Linked DNA regions of Homo sapiens: region 2 is linked to region 1. A link is a contact called in ENCODE Hi-C or POLR2A ChIA-PET data. All regions are on one chromosome and are shown on one strand. Each heading gives the region's core, a stretch centred on a gene start or an enhancer-like site at or near the end of the contact. The rest is flanking DNA. Distances are from core to core; before and after follow the strand shown.

Region 1 (7,094 bases), core at 76-2,575:
AGTTCTGGAATCTAATGTACAGCATGGTGACTATAGTTAATAACACTGAATCATGTACTTAAAATTTGCTAAGAGAGTTGATCTGAAGTGTTTTCACCACACACAAAAAATCATAACTATGTGAGGTGATTGGTGATTGGATATGTACATTAGTTTGACTTTGACAATCATTTCACAGTGAATACCTATGTCAAATCACCACATTGTACAGCTTAAATAAATACAGCTTTGGCAAGTATACTCAAAAAAGATTGAAAATTACAAAAAACATTCTATATTAAATGTGGCAAATATGCATGCACTTTTTATTTATTCTATGAGCCTAGTACAAATTTAATTTTGCTAGCAATATTAAAGTCAATTAAGCTATGTTTTATTTACAATGGTGATAACTTTTTCACTCAAATCATTTACTATTAAAAGAAAAACAATTTTTATTATTGCATGAAACAAATATTTTTAAAAATTGATGTCAATGTTACCAATTATAATTCTTCTTTTCCATTTTTTTGTTGTTAATGAGGAAAAATATATTTAAATTTAAAAATATGTAAAAATTTAAAGTTCAATTTTTGGCTGAGTGGAAAATCCTATGGGATAAAATGGAAAGAGAAAGAGCCTCGGGGTCAGCAGACCTGGATTTTAATCCGGATTCTGTCACTTAAAAACAGTTTCTTTCTAAACTTGAATACTTTAATCTTTGTGAATTTCCAGTTTTCTGCCCTGTAGACTGGGGACAATAACACATATTTTGTAAGGCAGTAAAAAAGAGTAAATGAGAAAAAATATGGAAAATGCTTAGTTTAATATGCATAATGCTTGGCATATTAGAACACTAACTAAATGTTAATTTCTTTTCCATAGTTACATGAGCATTCTTTCATATCAATAGATCTTAATTCATCCAATGTCTCAGAATTTTTATTAGAAAAAATACTATTAAAAATTGTTTGATAATATTTTCAATCCTTAAAACTTCTGATAATTTGGCTTAATTATGTTCTTTTTTCATTAGAAGTTTCTAAATTATGTCTAATTTAATGATTGCAGTGATCAAAATTGACTCAAATGAGAAATCATTCAGGTTCTGAATTTCTAGAGGAAGAAAAGACAAAGTGGACAAAAAAAGGAAGAACGAATAAAATCTTGAACAATAGTATAGTAATTATACTGGTAGTAATTGAATAAAAAGTTATCTTCTGGATTAAACACTTAAGAGGATTTTTCCTTTACAGCCAATCCGTAGTGATGGGAGATCCACTGAAGTCATCTCATGATGTGTGTTGTCGGGCTATTTAAAGGCTGCTGTTTCACTTCCAAACTTCACTCCCTTCTGACGTCTTCAGTGCTGTTCACTTGGCAACCTTGGCTACTCTTCAGCAGATAATTTGTACTCTACATAAGCATTTAGAAGAACCCAGAGTTAAACCAAGGATAAGAGTCATCGGTAACATTTATAGTTACTGAACTCCTCACTATGTGTCACAAAGTGGGTCAGAGGGTGCATCTTTCAGGAGAAAAAGAACATTCTTTTAGTGCTATTTCTACTTCCACATTGATACGACAATGATTCCTACAGCTAAATTAAGGTTTGACCTCATGTGTCAAATGATTTTTGTTTAGTCAATAGATTTTTTTCTAAATGTTATCCTCTCCAAAAAAATCAGAAATTTAGCATTTAAGTTATGCATGATCACAAGTACATATATATATACACACACATATATATATGCAAGAACAGCCTTTTCTTGACAATAATTCAATGCGAGAAAAATTTAGATAAATGTATTGAATGTACAAAAGTGTAATAAAACCCCCTTTAGTTTAATAGATAAAAGAGCATTGTGGGGAGTTTTTTCTTTGCAGGGTTGGAGTATGTGCTCTGCTCATGGAAACCAGCTGTCATGCCACTTCCCAGCACTCGGAGGGAACAGAAACTTGTTTCTTCTCTACTGTTAAAGCAAAAGGGTGTGCCCAAGGCAAAGATTAGAGTGGCTGTGGATCTGCAGGTGGTTTTACGTATTTGCGGTGAGGTCAAAGAAACATCTTTTTTTGCACTTCTTCTTTTCTCCAAATTGGGCATTGCCTGAAATGGACGCATTCAGCAGCACTGTGGGATGAGATATGTACAAGGCATCATTTCCCTCTAAGGCAAATACCTTCACTGCTGGCAAACCTTCAGAATTTGCAAGCTCAGCCAGCACCTTTGACCCGGCCACACAGCTGACAGCACAGTTGGCAGTTGGTAGCTTCCATTTATCCTAGGTCAGCTCCCGAGGCATCGGCATAAAATGAAATAAAGATTTGAGCAGTCACTTCAGAAATGAAAATGGGAATGCCCAATAGTTTGCTTCAGTTTGCTCAGGCTGAGAACCATTTATTAAGCTGGTAAAATGGGAAAGTCATACATGAGAGTACCTGCTCAGGAGAAAGAAATAGATTGATCAGACACATTATCTAAAGATCCAGAAGAGAAATCCACTGATTTCTAACAGTCAACCCACTGATGGCTTGAGATGTAGTTGAGACTACCACACATTTCAGTAGGCAGATATTGTCACCTTCATATCCTCAGTGCCTAGCACTGTGCCTGGTAGTTTGTGCTTAGTCAGTGAATGTTTGCGCAATTAATGAGTAAAGCCCATATGTGTATATGTTTATAATAATTATTTTTTCTAGTTCATGTAACTAACGAATGAAATTCCCAAGTCATTGTTCTATGAGGAACAGGATGAGAAATAAGGAACTAATATTTTTCTTCCTACTGTATGCTAGACATACCAAATTTGCATAGTGAGAAATGGTCAAAACAAGATTGAAAGGTAGGTATGTTTCATGCTAAAGTCCATGGGTTTTTCACTTTACCTAAAACTTAAATGTCATCAGTTGCAAAGCATTTGGAGGAAACACTGTGTATAAGGAGATATTCATCAAGAATTCTATTTTAAATTATGATTATCTTTCTATATGACAGAAAAATACCACTTAAAATATAATGGATTGAAAAGATTCTTTTGAAGAGATACAAAATATACAAAAATATATACTAATTTGGAATAAACTTAGTAAGACATATGCAGAAACTAATGAAAACAAAGCTCTAAAGCTTTACTCAAAAATATATAAAACAATAAATGGAGAGATATATTTTGTTCTCTCCATTTATTATAATAATATATAGATGGGAATATATAATATATATAGATGGGTTATATAGAAGGGAATATATGATAATATATAGATGGAAATTTTCAACACTGTATAGTTGTCGCTTCTTCCCCATATTAATGTATACATTTAATGAAATTTTAACCCAATATGCACAAAAATAACTCTTCTTTGAAATTTGACCACTAGTTCTAGAATTTATTTGGAAAAATAAATGGAGGAAACTAGGCAAGATTGTTTTTAAAAGAAAAACAATAAGACCTACTTGCATTATCAGATATTAAAATAAATTATAAATCACATTACTTAGAGCAGTGTGGCACTGGCATTAGAATTTACAGCAGATCATTGGAAGCATAAATAAATTGGATAGATGATAAATACGTTAATAAATGATATGTGTAAAATGAATGTGATAAAGATGAGATTTCAAATTAGTGATGAAGTAACGGATTATCCAAGTAATGGTAATCAGATCTTTGGTTTAAAAATGCAAAAAAGGAGTTAGACGGCTGTTATATTAAAAAATTTTATTCAGGTGGTTTATAGAATGAAATATAATAGCTTAAAGACAAATGTCTTGCTGATCTTGGAGTGGAGTGTAGAGAAAATAAAAGAAAATATTGATAGATTTGGGTTGAAACATAAATAAAACCAAAAAGCAAATTACAAACTGTAAAAAATAGGATCAACATATTGCAGAAAGATTGTTAATATCTTCAGATTATAAACCATTTTAAACGAAAAGAATGAACATCACAGCATAAAAAGAGAGATATGAACAGGCAAGTCACTAGATGTATATGACCAATAAACTTGTACATAATTTTAAACATTCCTTAGTCATCAAAGACATGCTAATTAAAACAAGACATCATTCCTTGCCAAATCCATGGACCAGGGGATATCTTTCTTGCATTTGCAGTCTTGTTATAGATCTTGCCTCCCCTGCTGCTGTTGCCCTGGGTTGGGTTGGACAGAATTGTCTTCCACCAGTATTTGTTGGGCATCATTTTCTCCCACCTGAGCTGAAGCACTGAGGACCTCCCTCCAGATACCAAATACCTCCTCATTGCTCTTTGGATAAAATGGAGATATGGTTTATTTCCTTTCTGTGATACCTCCTCTTAGGGAAATACCTGCATCATCTTCTTTATTTCCCAGGGACTTATTAAGTTTTATTGGAATAGCTTTTCCTGGATTCCCCAGCCTTCTGTTGGACCAACATATGATCTTAATAAAGAACTGGCCAGAGAGCCCACTTCTAGCACTGGACCCCATGTGGCACTGAGACTGGAATAGCAGCTCCCTTCCAATAACTAAGTCTTTCTAGGGGTCAGGCTTATTTTGTTGGGGATTTCCTCTCAGGCTTCCTGCAATAGCAAAATCCCAAAGACTCCAGACATATTCACCCCTCTCTGATTTGCCCTTAGAGTTGAAGTGAGACAATCTCTCTCTCTCTTTTTTTTTTTTTTTTTGGTATCATATGCCCATGAAAGGGAGTTGATTTTTTTTCTTGTATATGTTTTAAAATTTCTCTAAATCTCTATCATGAACTGGCCTTACTTCTGTAATTTTAAAATGCTATTTTAAGAGTAAATATGTGTACTGAAAAATACAAATTTTATTTCGTGAGTTCCTAGCCCAGGGATGTTGACTCCTTAGCAAGACCTTTTTCCTGAGCTAAAGATCAAGATCTATATTTTACCTTATCCCAGGCAGGATAAGCAACATTTACAGATATTTTAAATTGAATAAATGGAAGTTGAAGTTAAGCCCTTAGTTCATTTTTAGATTTCTCTAGTTTTGTTAAGTCATCTGATTTTTTTTTTTTTTTTTTTTTGCTTTTAACGTATAGCTCAGTCTGTTAAATAGAAACTCACATCTTGACCCTGGCATTTAATAAATTCCTTTGAAGGTTGCTTTCAAAATAAAATAGAATATTTCCCATATTTGCTACAATTATACCTCCCACAAAACATGCAAAGGATATGTGAGAAAATGTTTCTAATTTACATAGTGTCTCCTAAAAGTTGGTTTGAACTTGGAAAAGAGCTAAAACTATAAATATTTTAAGGGTGTTTATGGGCAACTACTAATTTGTTCAAAGCTTACATTTCATATATTTAAACCCTATTATAATGACAAAGTTCTTGACATACACTGTGATATTTATGCTTTTAGATAGTTTACATACTTTATTTAAACAATTCTCATTTATTTACTCCATAAAGTTTGATTTTAAATTGTCTAGGAACAAAGATTATGGACTTTTTTGTTCTTTAAGCATTTCTTCCTGGTGATTATCTAAGTATTTAGTATATACAAGTTACTAAACGAATCAGCCAACATATTTATTGCCCACTTATTATGTGAAATATTCAATAATAGGAATTGAAGGTCATTTAAGAGAAAAAAAGTGTAGTGCATTATACTTGTCCCCAGTCTTGAGGAAACAATCTATGTATACATAGAAAAGAGTAACTATGGGGCAGCACCTAGTGACAAACAAGTGACAAAGTTGATATTAATGTAGATGAGTAAGTAGCCATGCGGAGGAGCAAAAAGGATAGTCATGAGCCTGCCATATAGTAGGTGCTCAACAATTGCTGTTTGAGTGAATATATTTGTTAAATTAAGTACCCAGTAAGTACTTATTGTCCCTTATTCTTATAACGCCCTGAAGAAGGCATCATTAGCATCACTTTTGATGAGAAGAAAATAGACCTTCACAGAGGTTCTAGGTAGGAAGCATTCTAAGTGGTACAGTAGGGGGTTTCATAGCCACATCTGTTTGACTCAAAGATCTATGCTTCCCCTCTCCAACTATATTGCTTCTTGTAGACAGAATGCTTTTGCTATGGCCACCTTGAAAAGGTGGACCTACTTTTGTAGGGATGTTCATTTGTTAAGTCATTCTTGCAACAAATACTGACCACTCACAATATACCACATACTGTCCTGGACACTGGAGATACAATGGTGAGTAAAAGCGGACAATGTCCCATATGAAATTTAAAGTCTCTTCAAAGGATAGCAATAAAAATACCACATATCAAAAAAAAAGTAGTTAGAATGAATAAAACCTACTATTTGCTAGCACAACAGGGTGACTGTAGTCAATAATAAATTAATTGTACATTTTAAAATAACTAAAAGAGTGTAATTGGATTATTTGTAACAAAAAGAATAAATGCTTGAGGGAATGGAAAAATATCACAAAATTCGATAAAAAGTTGAAATTTGAATTGTATGAGAAAGAAGATATGCGTGGTACTAGAGAGCTTACAGTAAATAGACTTGGTCTTATTAAGGTGTTCAGGATCCTAAAGTCTGAAGAGTAAGTAAGCTTGAACTTTACAATTTGGAAAATAAAGAATATTCCAGATCCAAAGGATGAGGAGCAAAAGGGAAAATGGTGATTAAGAAGGTCTAATTATGGCCAAAGGGATCATGGTGCAAGATGGAGCTGAAACAGCAGGTAGGCACAAGGCCATTCTGGGTTTGAAAAGTCATTGTAAAAATTTTTTCCTTTTTCTGAGATCAATGGCAAGCCAGTGAAAAGTTTTAGCTGGGGAGTAGTGAGGTTGAGGGAGCAATGGAGAACATATGACAGAACGTGCAGATGGATTATAGAAGGCCAAGGTGGATTTGGATTGACCAGAGGGGAGGCTTTTTTTACACCAGCCAAGAGACTGTGGTGGCTGGTTCTACAGGGTTCATAATAAAGACTCAGGAAAAGGAATAGATTTCAGAGCTTATTTAGGAGATAAATTAGCATAATTTCATGAGGGATTGAATGTAGCAAGTTTGTTAAAGAAAAGGTAAGTCTCAAGGATGAGCTCAGGTTCCTGGTTTATATAACTTGATAGATATTAGTTCCCTTCACTGTGACAAGAAACAAAGTCTGGAGGGGAAGATATGAG
Region 2 (7,586 bases), core at 2,932-5,431, 310 kb after region 1:
CTTGAAACTGGCGGTGGTGCCTCACTGCTGTTGACACATTTTCAGGTTATGAGTTTGCCAGGTGCATTCCAGTTAGTCAAAGCCAGTGGTGCACCTTTTATTGTAGAAGCCAGGGCTGATAGTCAAAGTATTTGATAGTCTTTCCATGCTCCCTACAGTACATAGGCACTTTGTATTGTTGAATGTTGGAATGGCTTCCTAAAATCAACTCAAAAAGATTTAAAACTCTACCTGCCTAATCTCCTCCTGGTTTGGACACGTTAATAAGACAGTTGGGTCATTAACTGCAACTGGCCCAGTTAGGGATCATCCTCTTTTTGTCCTTTCTTGGTTATGATCAGGATGAAAATAGGTTATCTAGAACTATTTTGAAAATTCAGGATATCATCCTGACCATTTCTAGACATGATGAATCTTTCTTTCTCCTAATACCTATCTCAGGCTAGACTGTTTGGTACATCTGCTGGGTGGCAGCCTGGTCAAAAGATGGAACAGGAATTCAAATTTATTCTGGTTCAGCCTCTTGAGTTTTCTTATTGGATTGCATTATCTTAGGATATTGATCGCTTGGTTGGGTAAACTGCTCACCAAGCGCCCCCAAACCTTGTATCCTTGAGTCTTCTTCCTGTATTCACGAAACGGAGGCTAGCTACCATGTTAGCTTGCACATAGGGTAAAATCTCAGACCTTTCATAATTCTTGACATCTACTTATGTATTGAAATAGTTTTAGCCACTTCCTGCCGAATGGATTGAAGAGTTAATGGTACAAATTGGGAGTTTATCAGTTGTACCAGGGGATTTTAATTTATGGAGGTGACTGAGTGACAACATGGAGAGGCCAATGCCATCGAAAGATTATTTTTATTACTTACATTTCCCAAGAGGAGGGGGGGCACTTACATTAAATGTAAGTAATTTTATTACTTACATTTCCCACGATGGGGCGCATGGGGAAGCACTGGGTTTGGTCAGGATGCAGAAGGAGGAAGGGAAAGCCTGGGCCATATCCTTTAGTGGGGTTTCTGTGGGAAAGGGAAGGGCAGAGGAAACAGTTTAGGACTGGCTAGTTTGAGTAATTTCAGTGGGCTGTGGGTTGTAGGGGTGATACCTGGTTGTCTGGTACCTGGCCCTGGGAGATTTAGGGAAGGGGAGTATTGACTTACTGATGAGAAGTTGATAAAGGGGATAGTTGAGGGTGTGGTCTCTGGATTGGTTAGCTGCATATGAAGGGCATGATCCCAGACCAGCCCTTTGCACTAAGAATTGGCTAGCTCTGGGAGTATAGTCTCTTCCCATTCAGTGAGGCCACAAATTCCAGAGCATCGGAATACAGAAAATAATGAAATAGAGTTGATATAACTGGCCTTGTGATAAATGGATGCCAAATAGACAAACACAATATAAGAAAACAGTTTTAGAGGAGAGAAACTGCTTAGGGGATTACTGTAGTAATCCAAATAGGAGATGACATTGGTTTTAACTAGAGAAGTGGCTGAAGAGATGAAGAGAAGTGAACAGATTTGAGACATATTTTGAAGCCTGCATCAATTCAATTGATGATGAATTTAGATATAGAGTTTGTGGAAAGGGAGGACTCAGTGACTCCTGTTTCCGGCTTTACCTAAATGAAACATTTTGGACGGTAAATATAGCATTGGTAGAGAAATAATAAAGAGTTCAGCACTGGACATGTTCAAGTTCCATATGGCTGTGAGATTATTTATGTAGAGGTATAAGTTAGGCAGGAGAGTGAGAGAGTTTAGAACTAAGAGGATGAATCTCAGGTGGTGATAAAAATTTGGGAACCTACACTATATAGACAGTAGTTAAGGCATGGCACTAGATGAATTATCCAGTAGAGTTTGAATGACTGGGGGCAGATCATGCATTTGCCCACAGCCCCACCTCCATTTGACCTGCTTCTCTCTTTTAAATAACCATCTTGGCTTCTGAATGTATGTGAGTTTGTCAGCCTTAATAGGCAAAGAAGGAAGACAGTTAAGCAAATGGCAAATGAAATGATTGCATTGATTTCTACGTGGTATTTGTTATACAGTGGCATGGACATGATTTGTTAAGTGTTTAACTAAAAGTAGTCCCTTAGGTTTTGGATTTTATATTCTATGTAGATAACACATCAGTAGCCTGGCTAAGGAAGCTGTGGTGGCTGTTTAGTTTTGATTTCATGTGGTCTTTTTCAAAGTAGCAATTTAGGGGCTTATTGAACATACAGAAATTGTACATTGTTTTTCTTCGTTCTCTAATGCTTGCCAGTAGTTATCAGAATTACATGACTATGCTTTTGTTTTTTTCTTTGTTCTCCCATGTTGGCTCTGTTTTATCTCTTAATGTCAAATGTCATTTCTTGGAATCATTCAGGAAGTTCTTTTAGTTAGTTTGCCAGTAATGAAAAGTGGCAAGAAATGCTGTAAAAGAACCTGGAGGTATTTCACAGCTTTGGAGATGAAGGGTGCTTGATAGATTACTAGACAAGTAGTCTTACTAAACTGCTCACCAAGTGCCCCCATAACCTGGATCCTTGGGTCTTCTTCCTATATCCGTGCAACTGAGGCTACTGTGTTAGCTTACAAGCAGGGTAAAATCTCAGACTTTTTGTGATTCTTGCTGCCTACTTATGTGTACTCATGCTGAGAAGAGTAGAAGACACGAAGAAAGGAAGTATGTAAGCAGCTTCCTTGTGCTAAGAGTTATGGAGAGGGAGTAGACAAAGTAAATGTAAAGGATGCACCCCATGAAACTGCAGTAATTAATTTATTTTCTTGATTTTAAAAATACGTATATATGTGGCAAGACTTCTACCAAACTTAACAGGTGTCATTACTGACTAAATCTTGATTCGCATATTACTTTGAAGGATATTCATGCATCCAACAAATACCAGTGTAGTACTGACAATGGGAAAGTCACTGCTATTTAATATATCAGCTGTCAATAGTTCATAATAGCTTCACTTTTATCAGAATGTGTGGCTGACTCTCATAGATTGATGGACTCAAAAGCACTGTATAGAGGTTTTGGAGGTCAGGGTGCCATTTTCAACATTTTAAAACAAGGGAAATTAAGAATTTACCCATAGTAAGGCTGTACTGGTTTTTAAGAATATCCAGTTCCTTTGATTTTGGCTATCTTATTAACTATTAATAATTCGTACCTACAGGATGTCATAATAATTAGCAGCATTGAATGATTGCTATGTGCTTGGTTTTAAACATGGGGTAATGAAAACCGTTATTGTTAAATAAAATATATATGGAAGATGGAGTCTTTCAGAATGTGTGGTTCATATTCAAAAATAAATACTGGCACTCTGAGATGGAAACCTCTATGTTTGTTCCCAGGTCACATAATTAATTGGTGGCAGTATGCTGGAACCAGAAGGGCATCCTAGACATCTCTGTTTATAAAATGTTATTAAAAATCATCTATGCAATTTTCCCACTTGGTTATAATGGTACAAAGTAAAGGGATACCATTTCTCTGTTTCTAGGAACACTTTGGTGTCCTGGTGTAAGCTGAGATAAAGATTATATTTCTCATCAGAAAAATTATAGTTATTTGTACTCTTTAAAAATTGAAACTGCAAATGACATTTGTTTTCACGTTTATATTTATAAAGTCTTCACCACACTTTGTTTGTTGTTCCTACCTCGCCCCGCTTTAAGATTAGGGAAGAAAATTACAATCCACCCAGGCTTCTTTAATGCATGAAGAACTTATTCTCCCAGAGTTTTAGGCAAGGTTCACTGGGCCTCTATTGTAACAGGAACAGACATATATTTTGCTTCAGTGAGTGTTTCTTGAGCTCATAAGCATTTTGAAAATATTGAATGACTTACAGTCCCTTAAGAAAGTAGCCATTTAAAAAAGCATATTCAGTTGAACTTTAAAAATATAATTTATACCACAATACTCAACAGGCTCCAACTGCTTGAAAGTATTTGGCTGCAAAGACATTATTTTTAGTGATCCTAACCATACTAGGAACAAAGAATTGCGTCTGTCAAAATGGGATCTCTGGCGCTCTAAAATAATCCACATGCTTTGTGAACTTTGATGAAGTCAGGCAGCTCTCTGTCATATAAATATCATAGTGGCATCAAAACCTGGGCTGACCATGTGCTGCAGGTGGAATGCACACACTCACCCAGTTTCGCAGCAGAAGCAGCTGACACTAGTAGGGAGACAGCGCCGTCTTCAGTTCCTAAAGCCATTGGGGCGTCTGTGTGCTGTCCAAACCTGAAATAGGTAAATGATTCTTCATTCAATCCTCCCTTGAAAATGAAAATGACTTCAGTAAATACTTGTGCTACAAATTACTCAGATGCAGTATTTACTCTTTTCCTGTACGTCACTGTATCATTTAGAGCCAAACTGTAAAGATTATGAGAAAAAAAGAAATAAACTCAGTGTTAGATAAACAAATTAGAGACAGGAAATGCTACACTGAAATACTGTCTGAAGAACTTATGAAATGAGTTTAATCTTTCTTTTAAGATCTGTTAAGACATTTTTGAAGGGATGAGAGATGAGTTGGAAGATACTGTTTTCTTTAAAGAAAATAATTATTTTTCATAAGCTATTAGAATAAAAGGGAATGTTAATATCAGATAATAGCATTATTATCTGATTTTATTATCTAATCATTAAGATTACTCACATTATCCTTATCTCTTGAATTTATCTATTCTTGTTTCATTTTCATTTCATTAGAAATTAATATATCCCTCTCTTTCGTAAACATAAAAGACTTTATTTTATAAAATATATTACATAAAATGTTAACATCTGTGTGAGCATTTATAATTGTGTTCATCCCTTCAGTCTACCTCAGATGAAAATATATACAAAATAAATTAAATAAAAATGTCTGTAATTATCTTTCCATTTTGTTGACATACATGTGTACCTAAAACTAGAAGAGAGCCCTGTACTTTTTAGAGTGAAGTAATAATGAAAGTGAAATCTTACATACCTTGTCTTATCCAAAAAAACGAGAACAAACAAAAATGTAAAATGTTGGTAGGGAACTTTAAATGAATACCATCCTTATTGATATTAACTTGCCATAAAGTGTTTCTCCTACAGAAATGTTTTGCTTTAAAGAAATTTAAAGTAAAATTTGCTTTTTGAAAATTTAATGCAGGGATTTAATTCTGAGTGGTTTACAACAATGGGTTATGAATGTATCACCATGACAGCAGGTTGCTAGAGTCTAGGAGTCAGGAGATGTGGCTTCATTAAAAGCACCTCCAGATAATGCCCTACGTTAGATTTCACTGAAAGACAGGAGCTGCTGATGAGGGTGACCTCTGACATCAAGTCATCTTACTATAAACAGAAGGGCGTGGAAAGCCATTGGTCGGAACCAGGAGTGTTTACTATCCAGGTCTCCTCCTATTTAACCTACATAACTGCACTGCTCCTGGAGCCCGAAGGTTCACGCCAGAGCAAGGTGCTTTTAAGGCTACCTGGGTGTTGGTTAGAGACTATAAACCTCTCAGAGCATTCTGTAAACCTCGACACAGTTTCATTCTACTGACAATGGAGACTGGAATTTATTGGCTGCTGAACTTCACACACACGCACTACAGAACTGACTTCCAAATACAGCTGGAATAAATTTCAGGTTTTGGGGTTTTGAATGAGGTAAGTTGCATTTAGCTTTTGGTTGAAGCGTTATCATTATTATTATGTTCCATGGGCAGTCACACATTTAAGTGTAGGCAGTTCTATCTCAGAGAAAAATATTTTTCTTGTTAAAATAGGTTGTTTAGATTTTTCACAGTTTTTTAGTACAAGGATGATAGAAGAAACTTGTACATAGGAACTGAGCAAGCCAATCAATTAGAGAAAATCCCTGATCTGTTTATGGCTAAAGTGTGAAACACACTTCGTCTTTGTTTACTTTATAAAATTCAGCTATTCAAATTACATTATGTTAATGTTGGGAGAAATGCAGGTAACGTGATAAGTGATAATAGATTACATTTCACTACAAAACTTTTAACAGTCAACTTTGTTTTCCCCTAATAGTACATGCTACTGCAGGATTTTAAAAAACTAATACCAACTATTTAAATGAAAGGCTTTTTTCTGCATAATTTGTTTTGAAATTTGTGCTGAATTTGAACTTTTCATTAGATTTGAGATGTAGTCATCTTGATAGATATGTCATATTTTTAAGAGAATGAGTGTTTCCCTCCATTTATGGAACTATTTTTTCCTGAAACCATAATAGTAAGATCAAGTTTAATTTTAACTTTTTAAAGAATCCTGTAGTGTTTAGTGAGGTTTACCTTCCTTTAGATGTGTACTGAGCACATACTTTGATTTAAAACCTTGATGTGGAAGGCTTTGGTATGCTTTGGTTTAAATTATTTAAATATATCTTTGTGTCTTTCTCAAGAAGAAGAAGTGTAAATTGCTGTTTTGCTGCATCAGAGGGTTGAGATGTGGGAGAATTGTCAAAATAATAACAGCATTTGTTTTGTTAAAGACGACTGAGGGAAGCTTTGCTGTGTTGGGACTATTTTATTCTTGTGAGAACAACACAATTCAGGCGGAGAAAATAGATCTATTCTAAGTATTTGCGAGTACTGATTTACTGTTAGAGGTGGATAGTTAGGGAAGCTGCTGGAAGAAAGGGAGGATAGATTATCCCAGCCAATAAGTTTTCCCGTTTGGTTTACGGGGTCTACTGAGCATCAGTCAGCACTATCCAGTTTCCCACTTCTTTTCTGAGTTGTAGGTACTATTTTCTGAAATACTCTGCAATTGAATAATGATGTTACACTACCTTATTTTGCGTTTTGTTTGTTTTCTAACCGAAAGTTCACTAAACCACTAAAATGTTACTTATCAAAAATGACCAAGAAAAGCAAATACCAGTAACCATATAATGGGTTCTAACTTTTTGCAGGGGGAAGAAGAGGGACAGAGAGGCCAATTTTTTATCTCTACTTTGGTTTTTCTCTTTTCTTCTCCAAGTTCCTTATAAATTACTCTCGTTAGCAGTTTCAAAATTGTATGATCTAACTTTTTGATCCTGTAGCAACCCTGTAGAGGGAGATGGTTGTGTGAGTCCAGGGGTGGCACACATTTTGCTTTAGGGAAATGGTGCAAGCCAAATTTAACAGGTAATGCAGCTGTTGAAGAAATAGAAAAGCCAGATGACTTCCTACGTGTATTGAGGAAACCAGGATAAATTGTCCTTAGAACCAGCTCCCAGAAAGCCATTTTAATTGAGGTCAAAGAGGAAGAAATTGTGAGTATATCTCAATTATTTATTAGGTTTACCTAGAATGAGACCTTCACTACAGATATACCTAATCTATAATTCCTATACTCTTTAACCCTTGAGCATTCCTGCTGTATGAATCCCTTTAACATTTAGACTGCAGAGTGTATTTAATTGTTTATGACAGTCCAGAATTTAGGGACATAAAAATTGTGAAATTAACTGACTAAATTTTACTTTCATCTAAGGAATAAGCTTCTGCATATAAAAATTATTGTAATAAATTTCTTAGATTTTAGTTGAAGTTACACAGTTAATGATGCTGT

What was found. Hi-C counts contacts between places; a loop is a spot of excess contacts on that map. ChIA-PET counts read pairs that join two places held with the same protein, here RNA polymerase II (POLR2A). Pooled maps may share reads with other maps.
Region 2: a map of gastrocnemius medialis shows a loop between it and region 1 (2.6-fold over the local background). The contact joins two enhancer-like sites. A Hi-C loop is called at or near these places in 1 of 168 maps with a recorded cell type or tissue (gastrocnemius medialis) and 2 of 50 pooled maps. POLR2A ChIA-PET finds 5 or more read pairs at or near these places in 1 of 52 experiments (activated T-cell).

The regions. Positions count from the first base shown.
Region 1 is chr6:133,060,931-133,068,024 of GRCh38, forward strand. No RefSeq gene overlaps it. Among named protein-coding and RNA genes, the nearest start is that of LINC00326, 24 kb to the right of the region's middle. Within about 2 kb of position 1,326, at least 3 of the 41 ENCODE cell types and tissues checked have a DNase peak (open chromatin) inside an H3K27ac peak, as active enhancers do; they include gastrocnemius medialis, where a contact is called at or near this core.
Region 2 is chr6:133,364,615-133,372,200 of GRCh38, forward strand. The region is part of intron 2 of EYA4 (EYA transcriptional coactivator and phosphatase 4); the gene reads left to right. Among named protein-coding and RNA genes, the nearest start is that of EYA4-AS2, 88 kb to the right of the region's middle. Within about 2 kb of position 4,182, at least 2 of the 41 ENCODE cell types and tissues checked have a DNase peak (open chromatin) inside an H3K27ac peak, as active enhancers do; they include gastrocnemius medialis, where a contact is called at or near this core.